Regions from separate parts of the Homo sapiens genome. Here region 1 is linked to region 2. The links are chromatin loops, found by intact Hi-C in ENCODE. Cell type or tissue: PC-3. All regions are shown on one strand. Links, peaks and the distances in the headings refer to the core of each region. The heading gives the core; the rest is flanking DNA. Region 1 has its middle 66 kb from the start of SHH. Region 2 holds the start of LOC124901789 (a long non-coding RNA gene).

What was found. Hi-C counts contacts between places; a loop is a spot of excess contacts. Peaks named below come from ENCODE experiments on the same cell type or tissue, not always from the same donor. Only the 100,000 strongest peaks of a DNase experiment are listed, where the experiment ranks them.
Region 1: a loop joins it to region 2, with 2.5 times the contacts of the local background. A loop is called at or near these places in 1 of 110 quality-filtered maps.

The regions. Positions count from the first base shown.
Region 1 is chr7:155,871,821-155,884,379 of GRCh38, forward strand. No RefSeq gene overlaps it. Among named protein-coding and RNA genes, the nearest start is that of SHH, 66 kb to the left of the region's middle. RefSeq lists an enhancer at 2,608-2,657. In PC-3, for the core only: no CTCF peak of the experiment used is centred there; no DNase peak of the experiment used is centred there; H3K27ac peaks cover 336 bases.
Region 2 is chr7:156,030,243-156,042,801 of GRCh38, forward strand. LOC124901789 (a long non-coding RNA gene) reads right to left here and starts at 4,322. Exons shown (of 2, transcript XR_007060614.1): 1 at 4,212-4,322; 2 at 376-690. It overlaps LOC105375597 (a long non-coding RNA gene), which reads left to right. Exons shown (of 3, transcript XR_928242.3): 3 at 2,715-3,156. RefSeq lists a silencer at 4,139-4,339 and an enhancer at 4,464-4,623. In PC-3, for the core only: no CTCF peak of the experiment used is centred there; a DNase peak (open chromatin) is centred at 6,099; H3K27ac peaks cover 486 bases.

The DNA.
Region 1 (12,559 bases), core at 2,959-7,958, 160 kb before region 2:
AACAGTCACTGAGTCCCAAGGATGAGATTCTGAAGAGCAATAACAGGTATACTGTCCTCTCAGCTGGCAAGCACACCTATTAGCTTAGTGCAAAAGTAAGTGCGGTTTTTGCCATTAAAAGTAACAGCAAAAACTGCGATTACTTTTGCACCAACCTAATATTTTTATTTACAGCTTCACATTTTCTTAGTTCAGAAGATAATGTTATTTTTGTCCTGAAAAATTCAGCCTTCCTATTAATAACAAATGCAAACCCATGGCCATATCCTGCCTCTGTTCCGTGCTCAGATCGATGGCAGGATATAGCTTGAGCTATATGTGTATTTTCTTTACTGATGAAACATTCCATTTAGGGATGTTTAATATTATTTAGTTATGATGTGTCCAGAGTGGCCGAAAAATGTCCCAATATTTTTTAGCCTCTTTGCTTGGTTACCACCGTGCAAACATGATCCAGGGGAATTTTAGTCCAGTTTTTGTAGAATAAAAATTTTGGAGGTTAAAAAAGATCCTGTTGTGGGGTGGGGGGAGGGGGGAGGGATAGCATTAGGAGATATACCTAATGCTAAATGACGAGTTAATGGGTGCAGCACAGCAACATGGCACTTGTATACATATGTAACAAACCTGCACATTGTGCACATGTATCCTAGAACTTAAAGTATAATAATAATAATAATAATAATAATAATAAAAGATGTTAAGATCATCTGCTCCTACAGCCTTATTGTAGAGATAAAAAGAACTGAGGCCCAGAGAGCTTAAAGAGCTTAAGTTCATCGTTAGCAGCAGAATCAGTGCTAGAACCCAGGGACACTTTCTCAATGTGAAATTTCCTCTTTGCTGATACTGCCTCAGCTAAAACATGGATTCATGGGGTTTGTTGTTCTCCCGCTTTGAGGGCTGTTCTGTGGCCCTGGCCCGCGGTCCAAGACTAAGTGATGCAAAGGCAGAGCCTTGAAAGTGAATTGTTTGCATGACCTGATTTCCTTCAGTCTGGTCATTGCAGTGGCAAATCACAGCGCCTCAATTTCCACTGGTTAACTCCGAGTAACTTCTCTTTGGCAATTACCCGGCTGCCTGTGCTAGTATTGGTACTGGCGTCTCATTTGTGCACAGGGCTGGAACTGATTGACTGTATTGAGGAATTAAGGAAGAAAAATAGAGCCATACTTGAAGAATCAAATGAGACGTTTAAGAAAACAGCAGCCCCGCCCATGTCATCCCCCAAAGTCTTCCTTTGTACAACTCCAGTAGGAAACGATCTTGGCACAATCTGAAAATATGCACGAGCCCACTGCTCTTACCACGAGCAAAGGCACATCGATCTCGTGCTGCTTCTATTGATTTAATGTCACCTCTGTGATGTAATCATGTTTTCTTTCCTATCTGTTTGCAGTCTTTTCTTCTGTTGTCTGCCATGAGGCAGCCAAGGCCTTTCAGCTTCTGAGCTGGTCAAAATAACTTTGTCTTCCATTTGCATTGTTTTTAAGAAATGATTACACTGACTCGGGTAGGGCCTTGGTGGATAGCATGATGAGGAGTGCATAATGCCATGTGAAAACTGCAGGCACCAACCTTGGGGTCCCAGCTACGATGCTGGCGCTAACCTTGGGGTCCCAGATATGATGCTGGCGCTAACCTTGGGTCCCAGATATGATGCTGGCGCTAACCTTGGGGTCCCAGCTGCAATGCTGGTGGGAGTCAGGCCTCAGAGGAGCTTCTTTCTGCTCAGCCATGAGGGAGGCATTGGCTTCATGCATGGGTGATGCTCCCCTTTCTTTCTTTCTTTCTTTTTCTTTCTTTCTTTCTTTCTTTCTCTTTCTTTCTTTCTTTCTTTCTTTCTTTCTTTCTTTCTTCTTCCTTTCTTTCTTTCTTCTTTCTTTCTCTCTCTCTCTCTTTCTGTCTTTCGTTCTTTCTTTCTTTTTTTTTGAGACAGGGTCTTGCTCTGTTGCCTTGGCTGGAGTGCAGTGGTGTGATCATAGCTCACTGCAGCCTTGAACTCCTGGGCTCAAGTAATCCTCCTGCCTCAGCCTCTCTAGTACCTGGGACCATAGGTGCATGCTACTATGCCTGGCTGTGAGTGATGGCTCTTATTCCACTTCTCTCTCTTCTTAGATCGTGGACGTACGTGGCTATTGTTGATCATGTTGGAGATGGTGAAAGGTAGAAAGAACGACACAAACCCATATCCAAAATTAAAAGCTCCTTTGGATTTGGTAGGGACAAGTCTATGGGGCTTGAAATTAGTCCAAAAAGGCACATGGAGATGCACTTTGTTTTACAACAGGTTTTAGTTCCTAGGGTGACTTTCGTGCACAGCACCTGCTTGTCAGCAGTGAATGGTGGCAAGCAGGCAGCGGCAGTGGCAGACCAGGGAGACAGATACTTGCTTAGAAGCCCCCGTTTTCTGATGGCAAGAGCTGTTCGTGAGTTTCAGCTCTCAACCATGGAGGCTGTGCTTTCTGCCAGCATGTGGGCAGAGAAAACGGCTCTGACACACTCAAGTACATTTGTTTATGGCGATGGTGATGAGATTTCTATTGGAGACTTCATGGTTTGAGAGCATTACTAAGATTTTAAATAGTGCCTTTTTGAAAGAAAGTTTTTATTTTTTTCAGAAGAAGTTGATGTAGAAATAGAGAGAGATAGAGATGGGGATGGAGAGGGAGAAAGAGGAAGAGAAACAGAAAGAGAAAGGAGGGAGAGAGAGAGAGAGAGAGCACAGGAGTGCACCCCTCTCTGGTGCTAGTCAGTGTCCTAGGACTGGCCTGGAGGCCCAGACCCTGAAAGGTTCATTGGCTGTGTGGTCCTGACTGTGTCATCCTCCTGAGCTGGGACCACAGGACTCTGGTGACTTGCCACTTTGGCTGTGCGTGTCCGTGTCTCTGTTCACATTCCCTCTGCCTTCCCATCTACCTCCAACTATTGAGATCCGGATCTGCTCATATGCTATGTCAGCCTTGACCAAAAGTTTTAGCCCCAATCCTAAACTTTTTGGAAATTAAGAATCATTCAACAAAATAAGTGGCATTAAAGCAAGAATCAAAATGGCACTTGCTGTTTAGTTAGTATCGATAGAATCCTGCTTATGAGCTATTACAGGAGTGGTCAAAACAGTATTCGTGAAAATATATGGAGTTAACATTTATTATTCATTCATTACCATATTATTCATTCATATTATTGCTGTATTATTCATTTATTACCATATAGGAAAAAACATAGATAGATATGCTAGGTATTCAAGAAGTGGAAAAAAAGACAAAAAATAAGCAGAAAGACAAAAGAAGAAAAGCAGAGAAAATAAAATGATATATGTGAAAATTATTATGTTAGAAAACAGAAGAATATTCATATGGGTTATAAATCTATCAATTGGTTATTTGGGGAAAAAAGACATCCAAAAGTCAAATAATAAAGAGAAAATACAAATGCATAAAATTAGAAATGGAAAAGGAGATATGAACATAATATGAAGTTTTAGAGAGTAAACATGAGAATAAACATGATTATAAAATCCTGCTTGTAAATTTTTAGGTTTTGATAAATTTGATTATTTTTTGGGAAAATAAAGATGGTCAAAACTGGGCTAATAAGATGTTTAAAACATGGATAGATTGATGACATTGGAATACATTTTAAATGTTGTCAAAGAATTATCTCAAAAACAAGAATGCGTACTTCCATGACACAGACAATTTTAGTGGCAAGTTTTTTTGTGCTGTATAAATATCCAACAGTGAAATGAAAAGCGTCCTGAATTCATTTTTCAAAGATAGCAAAATTCTTATGTAAATCCTGGCTGAAATAGTATAAAAAAATTATAAACCATCCTCATTTATACCTATCAATGCATTATATTGTAAATAAAATGCTACCTAATCAAATCATGCAGAATATTGAAAGAATATTACATCTTAATTTTAATAAAGATTTATGTCAGAAATGAGATACTGGCTTAATATAGGATACTGTTAATATAATTTGTCACATCAATAGGTTCAAGGACAGGAAAAAATATTCATCTTGATGATCTTCTAGGAGATGCTGATAAAATCTTTTTAGTGGATTAGGAATAAAATGATTACTTTTTAACTTGGTAAATATTCTGTCTTTTAAACTAAAACCTAACATCAGACATTAGGATAAAACAATCAAAAGAAGCCTATTAAACTGAAGAATAAGGCAGGAGAGCCCATTTCCCCATCTTAACCCTGATCTATAAGTTTTAAATGATGCAATAAGATAAGAAAAACATAAGCAGTAATAGATACATTGCCAAAAGGCAGATAAAAATTATTGTAATTTGTAGACCTTTTTCTTTTCTACCTAAAAAATTCAAGAGAATAAACTGAAAACACTAGTGCTACCATTGAAAGAGTTTGTACTAAATTGGCTAGTCATAGCACAAAAATATTAGCCAATTGATGTTCTATACGTTGGCAATAAAAGATTTGAAAACATAGGGGAGAAAAGACTGCAATTATTATAGTACATAAAATATCTTGGAATCAATTTTAGAAATGTGAAGAACTTGTATAACAAAACAGTGTTTTAAAATTTAATTAAATGAAAAGATTTGCCATACTCTCAGATTTGAAGTCTCAATATTATCAAGGTAATACTTTTCCTATAATTAATTTAAAACATAATGTAATTCCAACCAAAATCATTTCAGGGCAATTTTGGAACTTGACCAGGTGATTCTAAATTGGAGAAACAACAAATGAGTGAAAATAGATGAAAATTTTTGTAAAATAAAATTTGGTTGTTGTATTTGCTCTACCAAACCACAGGTAGTATAAATAAATATTAAATCGAACAGTGTGAGAAAGGTAGATCAACGTAACAAAAAATGGAAAAACAAAATATTTTATAAAAAATTGATTTCATGTTGATTAATTTATAATGTTAAAATGTTTTATACTACTTTAGTATATGATAGAACATACATTTCACATGGGCTATTGAGTGAAGGGTGCTGGACACTAGGTTACTATTTGGAAAAGAAGAGTTATAGTCTACTTCCCATCAGACACCACCATGTTTAAAAAACCATAAAAAAATTGGAGAGAAAAAACCAGAGCAATTTTTATCTGATCTTAGAATGGGAAAGACCTTTCAAAACATAACAAAGAAAACCTACAAATGCACACATTATTAGGTTTGACTGTATTAAAATTAAATGTTTGCACATTAAAAATAAGATTTCAAGTTAAAATGCAAACAGAATGTACTGGAAAAATATTCCAGTATGGCAGACCAAGAGTTAAAAACCTTAAATATAAAAGTGCTCTTAAGGATCAATAAAACAATGTTGAATATCCAGGGAGAAAAATTAGCAAACAGTGTCAACAGACAATTACCAAAAGTAAGACCAATGGCCAACAAAAATAAGTGAAATGTTGAACCCCACTAGTGATTAAATAATTCACAGTAAAATTAAAAAAAAAATTTTCAATGCTCAAATTGGCAGAGATAGAACAGTGAGATAACAGTCAGTCAGGTTTGACAAAGGTTGAGTAATACAAACATTCGCCTATACAGCTATGAGTAAATTGGTATAATTTTCTGGGAGTAATTTTATGACTTTTTATCAAGATTCTTAATGTTTAAACCATTTGACCCAGCAATAAACCTGTCCTAGGAATTTATCCTAAAGAAATAATAAAAAGCTACATAGTAGAATTTTTTTTAACTGCAATGCTCTATATAATACCAAAAGACGGAGACAACACAAACAGCTAAAATAGGAAACTGTCCAGTAAGGAAAGCCCTGTTCGTGGGTGGAATGCCACAGCCATAATTTTGAAGATGATCTAATGAGTTGGAAAATTTGCATAATGTGTTGATACGGGAAAGAAGGATGTTGCTCATAAGAAATTGTGCAAACCCCATGTTGTAAGATAAATCTTTTATATATATATCAAGTCCATAACGTAGTCATTATTTAGTTCTAGATGATGAGGTGAAGGGTGATTGAAAGTGACCTTTCTGGCTGGGCGAGGTGGCTCACGCCTGTAATCCTAGCACCTTGGGAGGCCAAGGCGGGTGTATCACAAGGTCAAGAGATTGAGACCATCCTGGCCAATAAGGCGAAACCCTGTCTCTACTAAAAATACAAAAATTAGCTGAGCGTGGTGGCGCATGCCTGTAAGTCCAGCTACTTGGGAGGCTGAGGCAGGATAATTGCTTGAACCCGGGAGGTGGAGCTTGCAGTGAGCCCAGATCGCGCCACTGCACTCCAGCCTGGGCGACAGAGCGAGACTCCATCTCAAAAAAAAAAAAAAAAAAAAAGTGACCTCTGTGTCTTCCAAACTTTGTCCAATGAGCTTGTATTACTTTTATAATCAGTGGGGAGAAAGGAGCATCATGAGACTCAACGAGGAACTCTGTGGACTGAAATGGAGACAGTAAATGGTCTAAGAGGACAGCTGGACACACGAGACCCGTTCGTTCTTTAGGCCTACATGACGCACACCCAGGCTGGAGAAGAACTGTTCAGATGTGTTCTCACCCTGCTGTGGGGAGCCCTTGGTGCGGGGACCAGCAGCGCCCCAGAAGACTGGAACCGGCTGAGCATCATTCCTCGCCTCTCACCAAGAGGTGCAGGGCAGGGGTGGAGCTCATGCCAGGAGGTGAGGGGCAGGGGTGGAGTCAGCCTCTCTGTGGAAGAGGGGCTCTGAGTGTGTGGGAGGTTGGGAGGGGACTCCCGCTCCCTCCATTTTCTGTTCCTAGCCCTGGGACGTGGCTGTGGACGGGTTTGGGCTTAGGTGAGCTAATTCCTCCAGAGAGCAAAAGGCTTCCTTGGAGAATATTTTTTATTATCTTGGGTATTGGGAATGCCCAATACGTATTTATGTTATTTAATACTGAAGTTGCAGAAGGTGTAAGAGAAAGAGCTGCAGCATCTTAGAGCTTGCAGAGGCGTGGGAATTACCCAGCTCACTCTGTTCCCATTCAGCGCCGGTGTTCGTTCCGGGACACCTTGAGCTGACTGCACACTTTGAGTAGAAGTGTAGCACTTTCAGAGGAGTGCTTCTCAAGTTTAGTATCCAGAAATTCTGCATTGCAACCCAACTCTCTGGAGCTGGGGGCGTGTCACTCTCTGGTGGCTTTTCACCTTATCCCTGGACACCTGGCCTACCGCTCCCACATGCTAGCCTCAGCTCAGCAGGAGGTCTTTTTTTTAGCACAATGATACTAATCACAATAATTTAGCAAATTTGTTGAGTGCTTACTTAGGGACAGGCATTGTGATTTACATAATTACCTCATTTAGAGAAAGTTTATATTGTATAGATGAGAAAACAGAGATTCAGAGAGGTTCAGTAGCTGTTTAAAGTCACACGGTTAAATGGCAGATTGGAGAATGGGCTGCAAACCCCACCTGCTGACCACATGCCTCAGTACATCCCTCACTGCGATGAGCGTTTTTGTCTAGTCTAGGCATTCTCTTTGGGAGTCACCTAGTGTTCTCAAGAGTTAGTCTTCAAGGGGTCCGGGGCTGAACCCAGTATGCGGAATTTGGTTTGACCAGCTGTAGTCTGAATGTTAAATTCTATTGATGTAGCCCAAACTTGTGTTTTAAACATTGCATTCTATTTTGCAGACCTCTCACATCTGCCATCAGGTTCCCTGGGTCTTCTTCACATGTCCTAAATCATCTAGGCTCTTCTCCAGCTTACAGTTGAGTTCAGGATGTTGTATTTGTGCTAGATAAATTCCATCTTTTAAGTTCTTCTGTAGATCTCATCTATTTGCATGCTTCCTTAACATTTTTGATCTGGTCATTTGAATATGAGCTGTATCTTAAGCCTTTGATCAATCTTACATTTTAGGAATGGGCTGACATCTTTGACATTGGTAAGATATTGAGGAGTGATGCTTGGAGGATGGGACCAGCCACACCAAGGCGTCCTCCAAGGGACACGAGTCCATGACCAGCACCCGGTTCCATCCTGTGGCCCTTTCCTCTCCTGTGCGGGTCCTCCTTCTGTCTTCTGAAATGTCCCAAGATGGGGGCTGTGTCTGTGGCTATCCTGGAAGCGGTGCTCAGTCCACCACATGAGTCTGTTTAAATGATGTTTCTCAACTTCTCATCAGAGTAGGATGAAGACAGGGTATCACTTAAGCCTTTGGTTAGTGAGTTTTGTGGCTGCAGCAATCTGAACTGGTACACTTCCTGCTGGACCAAAGGTCTACTTAGTGGATGCTCAAGGCCACCACCCTCACCACTCTGGGAGTTCCCTTGGCTTTCCCAATTTGCTTGCCATTCTGTTGGTGCTTTCCATCCCCTGCAGGCTCACCACAGACATCTGATGGATGACAAGGATAATATCCGGTCTCTAAGTAGACTGTGTCGCTTCCCAGACACAGCTTGGATTCCACTTTGTTCTTCACACCAACAGACCCGCATACTTCAAGTGCACATTAAGCCTCTTGCAGTAATGTGCCTGTGGCTTGACCGTAAGGCAGTAAGATGGGTTCCAGGAGCCACATGCAAAACCCGTCTCCATAATTTTACAGTGAGGTGTCCTACGTATTTAAGTTTATCCTCTGTCAAAAATTATATATTGGGATAACTTCTAAAGAGCAACTGAAAAAGAAAATTTAAAAAAGATTGCATTTTAAGTACTCGGTAAAATGATGGGGTCCATTAGTGGCCCTCTGTCTTCCCAATCTCTAGAAGCTCAGTTCTAGAAACTCAAAGCAAGGCAGCTGGAAAATCTAAGATTTGGACTTTTTAGGAACCGGGTTGCCTCAGAATTTAACTTCACATTCATATTGTTCTTCCCAAGCCCCCACTTAACCGCAACTTCTCAGAGGTCCCCGGACCCAGGAAGGTGGTCCCAATTGTGTCATAGCACAGTGGAAAGTAGAGATGCCAACGACACTCACGGAGTGGACAGCCCGGGAGGGTAAATGTGAGAGTTGGCATTGCACTGGTCTTGGCTATTTCAAACCCTTGATCTCCTCTCTGATTCTGAAAGTGTATTTGACTTTCATTCCTTGGAAACAATGCCACCATCTGGGATATGAAGCCAGGCAGGAAGGAGCCGCCGCTGTGTGCTCTGCCTGGGAATGCTGACCATGGGCCTCTGGTACTGTCAGGCCACTGGGGGAGTCAGTGCGGTCCAAGCTCTGCACACAGGTCACCTGGCCAAAGCACTTAGGTTGCTGTTCAGTTTCCTGAGAGGTGTGCACCTGGGAGGGTCGTAGCCATGTCCCACTGCCAAGGCATCCAGAAAACAGGTGGCTGTCTCTCTCATCTTACATCCGCCATTACCCTCTCAACTCCGAAGTAAAGAAGTATTGTACAAAGAGAAATCCTTCACAGTTACTTAAGATGCCCCCCCACTCTGAACACTGTATGAGTGGCACCCAGCACCTACAATTTCAGGATGGACACTCCAGTTGTCCCTCGACCCCCAAACACCCTACCAATGTCACACACTGGCTTTTGCCAAACCCTCTTCAACGGAACATTTCCCTCTCTCCTTCGGGAAAGCATCATTACGGGAATTACAAATTCATTCCGAATCAGATCCAAATACATTAAAAAAATCAGCCTTGTCATTATCACAGTGTTTTCTCCCCAGAATCCTGCAGAAAGGCCACATACCATTTCTGGCTGTGTCACTGGTGCTGGCCACACACCAGAGAAAGAGTCCTCTGGCCTTTGGTTTGGAAGCTGACTCAAGCTATCCATAGTCCATACAGAGAAGCTACTCTGCTGTAGCTGCAGTCCGGGCCTGGTGTGGTGGTCTCCTTTCCTGTTTCTTTGTGGGGGGGCTGACACATGAGAAGGTGTCCACCCAGAGCTGTCATGGTCGATACCAGGTGATGGGGAGCTGGGAGCTCGGCTGAGGGGAGCTGGGTTAGGCAGGGCATCCTGGAGGGGGACACGAGGTAGTTTACAGTGCTCTTGAGCAGGAAAATCCCAGATATCTGTATTCTAGGGTCAGCCTTAATTTTAAGTGAAAGTTAAGTTCGGTCTTAATTTTCACCAGCACCGGACGTGCCCGAGGCAGGTCACCACCAACCCTCTCTAGGGCTACTGTCGCTCTATATGCACCACTGACCAGTCACATGACCGTGAACGTCCCAAAGCCTCCTTTTCACCATCTGTGAAATGAAGGTTATGACAGTACCTGCCTCACTTGGTTGTCGCTGAGGTAGACGAGGCAAGGAGAAATACGCCAAACGTGACCGCGATGGTCGCTACACTACTGTCAGTCAGAAATGGAGGCGTCAGCTGAGGCTGCCTCCAAGGATTCTTCCCAATCGGTGATTCCGGGGCAGGCGGTGATGGGCTCCCTCCAGTCTCCTGGACGCAGTCAGCTGACCTGAAACAGAAAGCTCTCCCACGACAGCGCTCCCTCCCGAGGCGGGGCAGAGGCGGAGCCCACGGCGGCCACGCGGGCCCTGAAGGAAGGGCTTTCTTCATGTCCTTTCGCCACTGGGAAGGAATGGAGGTGTTTCTGTTTGGAAGGCCCATGGTGTCTCGGATGAAAGACTCTTCACAGGATCACAGCGAGAGGATTTTCTGTCCTAATATGAATCAGAATCTACAATAGAAAGGCAGGAGACAGCCAGGCTTGGGGAGTGTGCCTGTGGTCCCAGCTACTCAGGAGGCTGAGGCGGGAGGGTCGCCTGAGCCCAAGAGGTCAAAGCTGCAGTGAGCTGCTATAGCACCACTGCACTCCAGCCTGGGTGACAGAGCAAGACCCTGACGCCCCCCAACCAAAAAAATAAAAATAAAAAAGAGAGGGGAGAGACTTAAAACCCAATTGTTCTGGCACACTTCTGTAGCCACCCAGGAAACTCAGGGCCCAGGAGGCTGAGCATCTCCATCCGGGCCTCTTGGGGATGTAGGGAACACAGCAGGTCTCCTTGCTCCTGCCCTCTGGCCCACGCTGACTTCACTGCGTGTGTAATAATACCAAATGCATTATTCATCGTGCTTCCATTTATGAAAACCTTTAATTGTGAAATATAAAGCAAACAAAAAATGCATAAAATTCACAGACAGCATAGTGAATAATTGTAAACAACAGTGTGATTCTCCCACTGACTCAGGGAAGCAGGACCCTGCTGTCTCCCCAGAAGTTCTCCTCCCTCCTCGTGAGGAGCCCCATTGCTGACTTCCATGTGGAGCCCTTCCTTGTTTGGCCCTGTAGTTTTGAACAACGCATGTGTCTTTAAAATAGGATTTAGTGTTGCTGTTTTTCAAAGATTATAAAGTGGAATTCCACTGTTGATGTTCTTTTGAGTCATTGATTTTGCTAAACATGATGTTTTTAAGATTAGTCCATGTTGCTGCCTGCAGTTCTAACTTGTTCATTCGATTGCTGTATATGGGTCTGTCTTTCTAAATGTGCCATCATCTTGTACTCATTCTGCATTTGATGGCTATTTGAGTCGTTTCCAGCTCTTAGGAGCATCACTGGTCTGCGTGGCCTGTGTATGGGCCTAAGTGTCTCTAGGCTGTGTTGTCAGCAGTGGAATTGCTGGACCCTAGGATGTGTATTTCCTCAGCTCCCCTAGACAGTCAACTGTTCTCTAAGATGCTTGTACCAATTTTCCCTCTGCTATGGTCTGCATGATTGTTTAACAATACCTGGTGCCCCTCCTGTGAAAGGATTACACATTTCCACCTTGCTGGACCTGAGAGTGGCTGTGTGACTTGCCTGAGTCAATGAAATATGTGTGGCAGTGGCCTGTGTCACTTTGGGGCAGAAGCTCCAAGAGCCAGCACATCACACTCTTTTCCTCGCCCCCGTGATCCTGAAAGCATGCGCAGAGATGGGCAGGCTCCCACCCTGGGTCCCTGAGCAGAGCTCCTGTCTGCCATGGTGGCCAGGCAGAGTAAGCAGGGACAGAAGTGGCTGCTGGACCAGTCCCGTCCCGACCCACCCGCATGCCTAGGCCAGGGCTCGGGTGATCCCTCGCTGCTACTTCCCACGTGGTTTCCAGGCTCCTGTATGGCCTCTGCAGCTCCTCTTCCTGTTCTTGGTATGAGCTGCCCCCAAGACAGTGGGCTGGGGTGTCCTGTTGGTGTCTCTCCTTCCTTCTTGCTTCCTTTCCTGTTTGTCTTTCACTTTCCTGCCCTGTGATTGCATCAGGCCCTGGACTCCTAATGGTGGTGCCCCGTGCTGTATTCCAGGTGATGCCATGGGTGGCCCGTCCGTCCAAGGAATGACCGGTGTGATCTGAGACATAGGCTGGAGGGTGCAAGGGACGCGCTTTCAAGAAAGGGAGTCAAAGAGCCTTCTGCTGGGCCTGGAGGAGGACAGCCCCTCAGTCCCTGTGGGGCTCACTTGACTTCATGAGGTGCCCCATTCATTTCTGTTCCTGCTGGAAATCCTATCTGATTAGGAAAACGTCTAAAGAATTGGATGTCAACAGCAGGTTCTTAGAGGCTGGGTAGCCCTGAAGGTGCTGTGAGGGAGAGGGATTTGCCGGGGGTGGGTGGGTTTGGTTTGAGTGGTCTGGGAAGCTTACTCAGGGGGTTTTGTATTTGTTAAGGAAGACTGCTTTCCAGCCCCCCAGC
Region 2 (12,559 bases), core at 3,358-8,357:
ATGCCAGTCTAAGCTGCTGAGAACCTAGGGCCAGTGAGAATCCCTGGTGGACACGAGGGGCTGGAAATGACAGAGATGTCACCGACAATTTAGCAGTGACCTTCACAGACTCAGAGCCAAGGTCGGATGAGAGACGGATCTTGCAGGAGATGCTGCATGGAGAGATGGTTCTGAGGACCCAGAGCCCTGCCCTCGAATCTCGTCAATACACCAGGGGGCAAAGGAGGGCATCTTCATGATTGGAAGCAGAGTTTTATCTGCCTTGAGAGAAGGGGAGCTTGAAATAGAAAACTACGTGGCATTCTAAAAAACAAATAAAATTTGCTTCTTAGGCACTGAGGGCCTGAACTGAGAGCTCTGTACCCTTGACTCATGTCATGTTTAAAGATTTTCCTAGCATTTTATTAATAGCATCCGCCAGAAAAGGTAGAAATAAACAAGGAGTCAGGGAGCATAGGGAGTCCACACATGATTCACTTTAAATGTTCTCATTCAGCACAGTTCCTCTTCAGCTCCCACAGGGATCGGCGCTGGTCTGGTGGGACGCTGGGGGCCGGTACGTGGAGCACATGCTTTCTGCTGCAGAGACCTCTGGAAGAGGCCCCGGTGAGCACAGGTGAAGACAGGCCTGTCCCTGTGCACACAGTGTGGCTGGACCAGCTGCTCTTGTCCTGACCTCTGCATGCTCATCTGTAAAACACAGGCATTTGCCTAGGGGCGATCTAATGACTCCTAGATTCAGCCCCCAGAGAGCCTGCCTAGAAATAGCCACGATTCAACGTGATGCAAACACGGAAGCTCCCCAGGGGGGTAAGACGGCAATTCTCCCAGCCTTCCAGCTTCCACTGGGCCAGGGCCCTTTCATCTTCTGACCTGCTCTCAGGCATGCCACATCTGAAAACTCTGCCACCTTTGCGCGAGACCCCTGCATTAGCCCAGGGAGACAGAACCAATAGGATGTCTGTATAAAGAGATTCATCCAGAGGGATTGGCTCATGTGGTTATGGAGTCTGCCTTCTGCCCACTGGAGACTCAGGAAGCCTGGCGGTGTGGTTCAGTCCAAGTCTGAAGGCCCTTGAACCAGGAGAGCTGATGGTCTCAGTCTCAGCCCAAGTGGGGGAGAAGGTTGGTGTCCCGGCTCACGCAGCCACGCCGAGAGGTTAAATCTCCATTTTGTTCTATTCTGCACTGAACCTCGAGGGACTGCATGAAGCCCACCCACATGAAGAAGGGCCACCTACTTTCCTGAGTCCACTGAGACCACCAATCTCCGCGGGAAACACGCTCACAGACACACCCAGAAATAATGTTTAACTCAGTGTCTGGGAACCCCTCAGCCAGCAAAGGTGACACAAAATTTAACCATCACAGCTCCCTCTGGATAAGATGAGGGAACAAGATTTCATAACATTGGGCCCACGGACACTCAATGGACGGAAACAAGGCTGACCTGTCCTCAGAAGGACATACCCCACAGTGTGGTTCTTGGTCCCATAGCCATGGTCAACACTGTCCCTCCAGTTTAGCTGAGTCCTCGCCGTCACTTCAGTCCTGCTGCCAGGGCCCTGTCCTCCACACAGCCTTGGCCACGGTCACCTTCTCTCCTTTGAGCCACTTGGACTCACATCTGAGGCACATTGTCAGCACAGACCCCTCAGCTCCCACCACACACACTTCCTGATTTCGCACTGAGATGTCCGGCACCTCAAACCCAACATATCAAAACCTGAGACCCTTCCAGTCCTCCCTGCCTCTGCCGGTGAACACTCCAGGGTTCCAGGCCGAAACCATGGCCTACTCCTTGATTCTCCCTTTTCCCTTACACTTCACATCTGGTCTGTCAGCAAATCTTGCTGTATCTGCCTTGACAATGGAGCCACATTCAACAACTGCTCCCCCTCCCACTGCCACCAGCCTGGCCAGATCCCAGGGTCTCTCACCCACATTCAGAGGGAAGCTCCCATTGGGGCTTCCTGCTGCTTTGTGCCCTCTGGCAGTCTGCCATCAGCAGAGGGATCATCCACAAAGTCACATCATGCCTCCCACCCTCCAATGGCTTCACACCCCACTCAGAACAAAAGCCCAAGTTCATAATAGGATCTACAAGGCCCTCCAGGGTTTCCTTCCCTGCAATATCTCTGTCCTTGTCCCTCAACACTCACCCTCTCATCCTCTCTATTCCAGCCACATTGAGCCCCTTGCTTTCCCTGGAACATGTCAGGGGCTCTCTTCCCCAAGGTTCCAGCACTGACGGCCTTCTCTGCCTAGAGCATTCTTCCTCCAACAGCAGCGTGGATGACTCCCTCACTTTCTCTGATCTTTACTGAAAAGCAGGAATGAGGCCCAGACAGCAAACACTTGAGAGATAAAGAATACTAACCTTGCACAAACTATTTTAAAAATAGAGAAGGAGGGCACACCCCCCAGTTTATTTTATGAGATGAATATTACACTGATTAGAACCCCTCTTCCCCAAAAGAACAGGCAAAGACTTTACAAAGAACGAAATCTGAAGGCTAATATTTCTCATGAATGTAGAAACAAAATCCCTTAGCAAAACACGAGCAAATGATACCAGCAATATAAAAAGGAAAATAAACATGATTCTATAGGCTTTATACCAAGAATGCAATGTTGGTTTAATATGTGAAAACCAATAAATGTAACTCTTGTATTATCAAAATCAAAAGGAAATCATATAATTATCTTAACAGATGCAGAAAAAAATGTGAAAAACTTCAAGGCCCATTATTGAGAAAAACTTTCAGCAAAACTAGAGATCTAAGAGAACTTCCTTAATCTGATAAAGATAATCTATGGAGAATCTACAGATAACATAATGAATGGTGAAAAACTGAATTTATTTTCCCTAAGGTAAGAAATAAGGTAAGACTGTCACTTCTCACTATTTTCCCCTCAGTGTTGTACTAGAATTCACAGCCACTGCAGTAAGACAAGAAAAAGAAATACAAAGCACAGATTGGGAAGGAAGATGAAAATCTGCCTCTATTCCTAGATGACAGGTTAGTGTACATAGAAAATACTTGTAACCTATAAAAAACCAATAGGTGAGTGTTCCAAAGCCACAGGACACCAGTTGATATATAAAAACCATTTCTTTTACAATATATAAGCAATGGACAATGGGAAACTGAATTAAGAGCATAATGTCTAATACAATAAAAAATGTGAAATGTTTAGGGATAAATTTAACAAAATACATGCAAGATTTGTATACAAAAAATATATAATATTGCCAAAAGTAATTAAACATGACCAATAGTGGTTGAGAGATTGGTTGTATTCACAGATTTGAAGACTTGATATAATGAAGAGTTCTAGTCCTCCCAAACTGATCTTACATTCAGTGCAATCTCAATGAAAACTCAACCGTGCTTATTTTTTTTTGGCAGAAGTTTACAAACAAATTCTGCAATTTACATGGAAATGCAAAGGACTTAAAATAGTTAAAGCAATTTTGAAAAACAGGAAAGTAATTGAAAAACTCACATTACCAGATTTTGAGACAATGTAAAACTGAAGTCATGAAAACAGTGTGGGATTAGTGTACAATAGAAATATAGGCCAATAGAACAGAATCGAGGCACAAAGCAGACCCACACATATATAATCAATTGATTTTTGGCAAAGTTGCCGAAACAATAAATGAGAAAAGATGATCTTTTCAATAAATGGTGTGGGAGCAACTGGACAACCGTATGGAAATGACAACAACAAAAAAACCTCAACTCTTACCTTACACTACACCCAAAGGTAATTCTAGATGGAGTAAGGATCTACAAGTAGAAGTAAAGCCATCGGCCGGGCTCAGTGGCTCACGCCTGTAATCCCAGCACTTTGGGAGGCCAAGGTGGGTGGATCACAAGGTCAAGAGATTAAGACCATCCTGGCCAACATGGTGAAACCCCGTCTCTATTAAAAGTACAGAAATTAGCTGGGCGTAGTGGTGCACGCCTGTAATCCCAGCTACTTGGGAGGCTGAGGCAGGAGTGTCGCTTGAACCCGGGAGGCAGAGGTTGCAGTGAGCTGGGATTGTGCCGCTGCACTCCAGCCTGGCGACAGAGCGAGACTCCATCTCAAAAAAAAAAGGAAGTAAAGCCATCAAGCTTTGTATTAGTCCATTCTCACCCGGCTATAAAGAACTACCAGAGACCAGGTAATTTATGAAGAAAGAGGTTTAATTGACTTACAGTTCTGCAGGCTGTACAGAAGCCTCAGGAAACTTACAATCCTGGCAAAGGGTGAAGGGGAAGCAAGCCCATCTTCTCACTGTCAGCAGGAGAGAGCGAGAGCAAAAGGGGAAGTGCTACACAGTTTCAAACGACCAGATCTTGTGAGAACTCACTCACAATCATGAGACCGGAAAGGGGAAATCCACTCCCATGATCCAATCACCTCCCACTAGTTCCCTCCCCCAACATTGGGGATTACAATTCAACATGAGATTTGGGTGGGGCACAGGGTCAAACCACATTAAGTTTATAGGAAAAAAAAACACAGGAGAGAACATGATTTTGAAGTAGGCAAAACTACTTAGAGATAAAGAGTACAGCTGGGTGCAGTGGCTCACACTGGTAATCCTAGCAGTTTGGGAGCAAGGTGGGAAGATCACCTGAGGCCAGGAGTTTGAGACCAGCCTGGCCAACATAGTGAAATTCCATCTCTACCTAAAATATAAAAAATTAGCCAGGCATGGTGGCTTGCACCTGTAGTTCCAGCTACCTGGGAGTCTGAGGCACAAGAATCACTTAAGCCCAGGAGGCAGAGGTTGCAGTCAGCTGCATTACAAACTGATGCATGCCTCCACGGTGCACCAGCCTGCATCACACACTGATATGTGCCTCCACGGTGCACCCGCCTGCATCACACACTGATGTGTGCCTCCATGGTGCACCAGCCTGCATCACACACTGATGTGTGCCTCCATGGTGCACCGCCTGCATTACACACTGATGTGTGCCTCCACGGTGCACCCGCCTGCATTACACACTGATGTGTGCCTCCACAGTGCACCCGCCTGCATTACACACTGATGTGTGCCTCCACAGTGCACCCGCCTGCATTACACACTGATGTGTGCCTCCACGGTGCACCAGCCTGCATCACACAGTGATGTGTGGCTTCATGGTACGCCAGCATGCATCACACACTGATGTGTGCCTCCAAGGTGCACCTGCCTGCATTACACACTGATGTGTGCCTCCACGGTTCACCCGCCTGCATCACACACTGATGTGTGCCTCCACGGTGCACCCGCCTGCATCACGCACTGATGTGTGCCTCCACGGTGCACCGCCTGCATTACACACTGATGTGTGCCTCCACGGTGCACCCGCCTGCATCACGCACTGATATGCGCCTCCACGGTGCACCCACCTGCATCACACTCTGATGTGTGCCTCCACGGTACACCCGCCTGCATCACACACTGATGTGTGCCTCCACGGTGCACCCGCCTGCATTACACACTGATGTGTGCCTCCACGGTGCACCCGCCTGCATTACACACTGATGTGTGCCTCCACGGTACACCCGCCTGCATTACACACTGATGTACACCTCCATGGTGCACCCGCCTCCATCACACACTGATGTGTGCCTCCATGGTGCACTGCCTGCATCACATACTGATCTTGCAGGCCACAGGACACCTTCTGTCTCTTTAGAGAACTTACATATATCTATTTTGATTCATCTGTAGACTTTATGGTTTAATTTACTGAGAACATTTTCTCTTCCAAGTTCCAAAGTTATTAACTGAATAAATGGCATATTTTAAAGGTGAATTTTAAAAATTATACACTTAATACATGCTCATTATTAGAAAAGTAGATTAAAAAATCCATAAATCTGCTCTCTGGTGAAAACCATAAGTAAATAACATTTTAAGTTGCAGAAATTAAACATAGGACTTTCATCCAGCCACTGTCACATTCTAAATTCCCTCTTCTCCTTGTTCTTTTTCTTCTTCTCCTTGCCAAAATGCAAATGACATTCTCTTCATTCGGGCTGTCTTCTATGTACACATTACCTATAAAATCCCCACTCCCTTATTAAATCAAAGGAGTGACTCATTTTATTTCCAGGAGTAAAAGCAGATTCATCCAGGCTTTAACTTCTCAGTCACCCTACCCAACCCCCAGTGTGCCTCCTGAGAGAAAACTAAATTTTTCAGCTGGCAATTAAATTACTTTTAAATAAACAGTTAATTTTTCATTTGAACAAGTTACTCTCGGCCTTATGTATACAGACTCAGTTCTGGCTGTCGTCATCTCCACTATCACTTCCTTGCTCAGTGAAATAATGATCCTCAACTTCCGATTGGCACCACAGAGAATTTGTTTTACATGAGGGTTTGCAACACAGTGTCACCTAGACACTTCCTTTCACTTCTCCAAGTTTGATTTTCCTCACTTGTAACACAGAGAACACCTTCATTTTCTGTTAAGCAGGACTGACCCTAAGAATTTTCCTTAGCGTTATAAGAAAATGGATTTTCCCTAGAATGTTTGAGCAATGAATATAGTACAGACTTTAAAAAGCAAGAAATGTCTTCCATTTACACACTTAGAGAGGAGTACCCAGGAAAGATTTGGCAGAAGGAGTGGGGCGAGGCATTTCTGCAAGAGGGAGCCCACCTCCCCCACAAACGCTGCCATGCCCCTCCATTGGCAGAGACACACATTGGTCTGTGGGAAGGTGCCATTTCTTGGAAGAAATTCATGATCAAATTAAATAGTTTCTTAAGTCTGGGATTCATGGACATAAATGAACAATATGTGGGTAGTGGTAGACTTTAAACACTAGAAAAATGAAGCTGCTTTGCCCCATGTCTGCCCATCCTAGTGACAAGAAGGGGAGTGAGGCCAGGGCCTCCTCCTCCCACCAGGCTCTTCCTTGGGCAGAGGAAGCACAATTTTGACTCAGACAAATAAACCCCCTCGGGACAATCAGTCACTGTTTTCTTCATAGCCCTGTTCTAAGAGAACATCAAGTGAGCCCTTCAGAAATGTCCTATTTTAACACTTCCCAGTGGGTTCCCTTTGGTCAGAGCCCCTCAAGCCGGTCTCATCCTCTGCGACGGCCTATGTATAGTGCTGGTCAGCAGTAACTGAGGGTCAGCATTAGCAGGACTCACAGCAGCGATGGGAACACCCAACATGGACGCTTTCAGGTTCCTTCTACAGGAAAATGCAGGCACCGTTTTAGAGAGATTTGTAACAAATAGAGCATAACAAAAGGAGTTTCTGCCTATTTGAAGTGGAATTTTTTATTCTCTAATTATTTCATTTAATGGAGGATTTTAAAATAAAGCGTGTTGGCCAGGCGTGGTGGCTCATGTCTGTAATCCCAGCACTTTGGGAGGCCGGGGCGGGCAGATTGCTTGAGCTCAGGAGTTCAAGACCAGCCTGGCCAACACGGCAAAACCGCTTCTCTACAAAAAATAAAAAATTAACCATGCATGGTGGCACTTGCCCATAATCCCAGCTGCTTGAGGGGCTGAGGTGAGAGGATTGCTTGAGCCCAGGAGGCTGAGGCTGCAGTGAGCTTACATCAGGCCCCTGCACCCCAGCCTGGGCTACAGTGAGACCCTGAAAAAAAACGCAGGATAAAATAAAGGAAAATAAAATAAAACATGTTTCACCATAAAACAATATTCATCAATATCCACTTGGAAGAGAAGAGAAATGTAGGGAAAAATACCCTTAGTCTCAAAAGCAAGCCCTTTAAACAGTGGGTGCTTACTTTCCATCTCCTCTATTCCATATGGGTTTAAGAGCTGCAGGCGCAGCCTTTGTGAACACCTGCCTTCTTGACTCTCATGACAGCATGCCCGTGTCTGCATGCTCTTTCTAACGACAGGACAGTTGGACAGCACGTGGGGCAGAGCCTACTTTTCCTTAAGAGGGGGGTTGCTTTTGTTTTTGCTGTACATGAGATGGCCGTGAGCGCTGAGGGCCAGCCCTTATGTAGCAGCCTGGTAGCCTTTGTCTCCCACCTCTCTCCCAGCAGAGCCCAGCTAGCCCCACAGGCAGATTCCTCCGGGCCTCAGCCTTTCCTTCCAGCCTGGGTGGAGAGATGACCAGCTGAAGTGTGTAGCTCCCCACGCCGAAGGACAGCCTTGCCACTGGCCCAGGTGCTGGGCGGGCTTCTGTGCCTGTCCGGTCCTCAGCAGCCTGCCTTTCTCCCAGCCCCAGTGCCTGGCTTGTCCCCCGAGCAATGAACTCTCATCGTGTCCCCAGAGGCTGTCCCCTGGCTGGGTTTTCTGCCTCTGCCCTTGGTGCTGAGCCCCCAGGCTCTGTTGCGTCGCAGAGATTAGAGCTCTGTTCCATGCCTGTTGTGGGTTTACTGTGTCCTCTCCCAAAGGACAATCAATGTCTATAACTCTGTATCTGTGAATGTGACCTTATTTGGAAATAAGGTCGTCACAGGTGTCATTAGGGTGAGATCATAATTCAGTAAGGTGAGCCCTAATCTAACACACTGGCCACGCTCATAAGAAGGGGCTCCCTCGGAGACAGGCACTCACAGAGGGAGACAGTGGGGACACGGAGACAAGGCCATGGAGGGTGGAGGTGGAGGCTGGAGGGAGGCACCTACCAGTCCAGGTGCCGAGGCCGCCAGCAACACCAGCTCTGGGAGAGGCAGAGGGACCCTCCTTGGACCCCCAGCAGGAGCCCAGTGTTGTCTGCACCTGGACCGAGGACTGCTGCCTCCAGCTTGAGAGAATAACTGTCCACTGCTTCAAGCCCCCAGCTTGTGGCCCTTTGTGCAGACCGCCCCTCCCCTGGAGACCCTGGCAGTGCCCTAGGGTCAGGTCACTGTCAGCAGAGATCCCCCATCGACATTCAGCTGCATCGGGCTCACAGCCCACCTCTCACTCACTAGGCCAATAGGCACCTGCGGCTGGCTTCACTAAGCCCCTCTGGGGCTCAAGCTTCTCCCTTTCCCACAGGGACATGGCCACTTACTCCGCGGGAGACAGGAGCACAGGAGGCGCTGTGCCTGCCAGGACCGCAGCTCCTTTTCCTCCTTCCCACACCACAGTTTCTCTGACAGGAGACCACCCCTCCCACACACCAGCTCCCATGGCCTCTGGAGCTCCTGCGATGGGGCCGCCCGTGGGCTCCCAGGGCACCACTCACTGGGATGCTGATTTGGGGCTTGGCTGGGCTCTTTCCACAGTCCCTGAGATCGCCAGACCCAGGCAGACCTGTGGCCTCTGTTCCTGCTCTGTGCACTGAGCCCCCACTTCCCCAGGTGGTCCTGGAGGACATCTCCCTCCCAGTGAAGCTGTGGACCCGCCCAGGAAAGGAACGTGCCCCAGGCAGTGGGGCAGAGGGTCCAGGTGTTCACACCCAGGGATCAGCTCATGTTAGGGGTAGGACCACGTAGCAGTGGGGACAGGGGGATCAGAGGTGCTGCCTGTTACCCTTCTCCTCCCAAAGGAACATGCCCAGGCTCTGGGAAGTGGGTACCTCCCCAAGGCTGCCCCACCTCCCTTGGGGCAGAGCCCACATCTAGACCGGTCCTCAGTGCTTTGGTCCAGGAACATGGAAAGAGGCAAGAAGAAGCAAGGCCAGTCCACTGAGGTGGGCTAGGCAGGTAAGAGGTCACTGGCCTGGGGACACACCTGTACCAGACCAGACAGGGACAGGGTTGGGGGGCTGCCTGCAGCCGGGTGTCCCAGGCCTCGGGCGCAGAGTGCACAGGCATTTTGGTGATGATGACCTGAATCTGAGTGAACGGTTTTATTTTGGGGAAGCGTTTCTTCTTCTTGCTGGGGAAGGATTAATGTCGCGGTGGGTGAGAGGTAACCGCAGAGTGAGAGCAGAGGGCCCAGGGCAGCCGCCATACCCGGAGCCTGAGTATCGGGGCTTCCCAGGACCTGGCTGAGTGACAGCCAGCAGAGCCCCTGCCGTCCAATCACAGGGCGGGGGTGGCACCTGGCGGTGCCTGGGGGCGTCCCTGGGGACCCTCGCCTCAGGCGGCACGCTGACTTCTTGGGGTGCTCGCCGGTATGGATCCTACAGCGGATGATCCAAGGTCCCCCGTGTGCGTGAAGTCCCGGGGCCATCCTGACTGAGACATGATGAAAGGAAAATGAGTGTGTTGTCGTTTTCCAAAAACACCTTATGTCGAGATGCTATCACCAAAAAGAACATTTCTCACGCTAAGCACCGGAAGCCAGGCGCTCTGCCGAAGGCATCGGCAGCTGCCCTGCACTCTGCACGGTATGGGTGGGGTGAGATGCGGGGCTGAGCAGACTCCGGATTCCTGGATGGGTGCAGGGAAGGAAGGGTGGTACCCCCAGCCCAACCCACCCCAGCCCAGCCCAGCTCCTCCCTTCCTGGGAGGCGAAGGGACCCTCCATCCATCCCTTCTCCCCCCTGCACTCCCTCACCCTCCCCTGGCACCGCCCTCCCCACCCCAGCACCTTCCTGAGGCACTCATTCTCCCCAGCACCCAGGGGCTGACCTAGCACCCACTGTCTCCGGGATTTGGGATGGCAGAACGGAAGTCCACGGGTGGGTATTACTGTTCACAGGCCTGTTTAGTCAAGGCAGGGTAGTGGGACTGGAATGAGTAAGGTGAGTTAAATGGATTCCCAGATAGGATGCTGCTTTGAAAATACACATTTCTGAATGCAGGATCACGTACATAGTTTCCATATTCAGCAGGTACTTTCACAATTGCGATGTTGTTGTTTTGGGGGTGGGGAGACTGTTGATTTTTCCTTTTAATTACATAAATAAACCATGCTCCTTGCTGGGAAAAAAATGAAAAAAAAAATACAGGAAAACACCTCTCCTGAATCCATCTTTAGGCAATTACTTTGATTTTTGAAAATACAAATGCTTTGCATGGTGAAAGTTTCCGCTTTGCCCCTAAAGGAAAGCAGCCTGGTGGATGCGGCTTGGTTTCCACAGAAGCTCGGTCTGCACCCTGCCTGTGCACCTGGAGCCAGGGCGAATGCACTTGGATGGAGAGAGGGAAGCTGCAGTTCGAATTAAACAGACCGTATTTGTAAAGTGGTTTGAAGATGAAAAGCCCCGTAGAAGTTATGGTTGTCATTACCACGAATAATGGATGCGCCCAGGCGGCCAAATGGAACATTGATGCCCGGAGTCAAAGCCCCCGCACATCTTTCAGGTGCAATTATCTGTGGCCTGGCCTCGGCGGTGTGCCTCGCGATGGGATCCCTACACCTTGCTGGGGTAAGAAGTTAGGCCTCAAAGATTTCTCAGCACAGAGAGCAGGAGAGTTTCTCAGGAGGCAGGGCTCGGGGTCGGCCTCCCTGTTTCTTGTCCCCCGTTGTGTTGTCGCCTCCAGACAGGAACCCCGGCCACAGCAGCCCCTGGGCCCCCCAGACACAGGGCACGCTCCTCCTGCAGGAGGCCTGCCTGGTGGGTCTCAACGTCGTTGCATCCTCCACTGACTCCTTGGGGCACCCACTTTCCGGATAGGCCCTGGGGGAATGAACCTGGGGACAGGGCTGCTTGCTCCTGGTGAGAGTCCCACGGGGAAGCTGGGGAAACAACAGCTGGCTCAGGGCAACCCTACTCCAGAGCACTCCCACTTCCTTTTGGAACTCTCTGCTCTGTTCTGCCCATGTCCGTGGACACCACCCGTCCTGGGCATGCTGTAACCTTGCCGGCAGAGCTGTGGGGATGCTGGGCAGAGCGACTGGACTGAAGCTGTGCGCCTCCTCTGGGAATCTGGATCATTTCAAGCCGGATCCACCAGGCTGCTTTCCTTTAGGAGGAAAGAGGAACTTCCACAATGCAAAGCATTTGTATTTTCAAAAATCAAAGTAATTTTCTAAAGATGGATTCAGGAGAGGTATTTTCTTGTATGGTTTTTTTTTTTCATTTTTTTCCCAGCAAGGAGCATGGTTTGTTTATGTAATTAGAAAAATCAACAGTCTCCCCCCTCCCAAAACAACAACATCACCGATGTGAAGAGTACCTGCTGAGCATGGAAAGCAGGGGCATGAGCCTGCATTCAAACATGCATATTTTCACAGCAGCATCCTATCTGGGATCTGTTTTCATTCACCTTGAGTTAATTCATTCCAATCCCACTACCCTGCCTTGACTACACAGGGTGGTGGGATTGGTCCAGATTCCCACTGGATCAGTTGGCTGAAATAACCAGCCACTTCTTGAGCTCACAGGGACTTGAGGTGGGGTTACAGGCACTGAGAGGTATCTGCAAACTGGGGGTCTCAGCAATGCTGGGACTAGGGAAGGCAGGGGCCAGGGAAGGGGGATCCTTGGGACCAGACAGATTCTGTGTAGTCACTAGTTTATACCATGGCCTCAGGACAGGGCATCCTTTACTTTCTCTAAAACTTGGCCCAGTGAAGGTGCGTTTTTATTGTGCTTTATGCCTGAGGACAGTGAGCGCTGGGTAGGATGGGCCAGGGAAGGATCCTTAAGAAAGTCTGAGAGGCAGTTGTGGCCTCTTCTCGGCTCACACGTTGGGAACTTTGAACACAAGGAGGGCACAAGCCAGAGGTGGAGGTGTCAGGTGG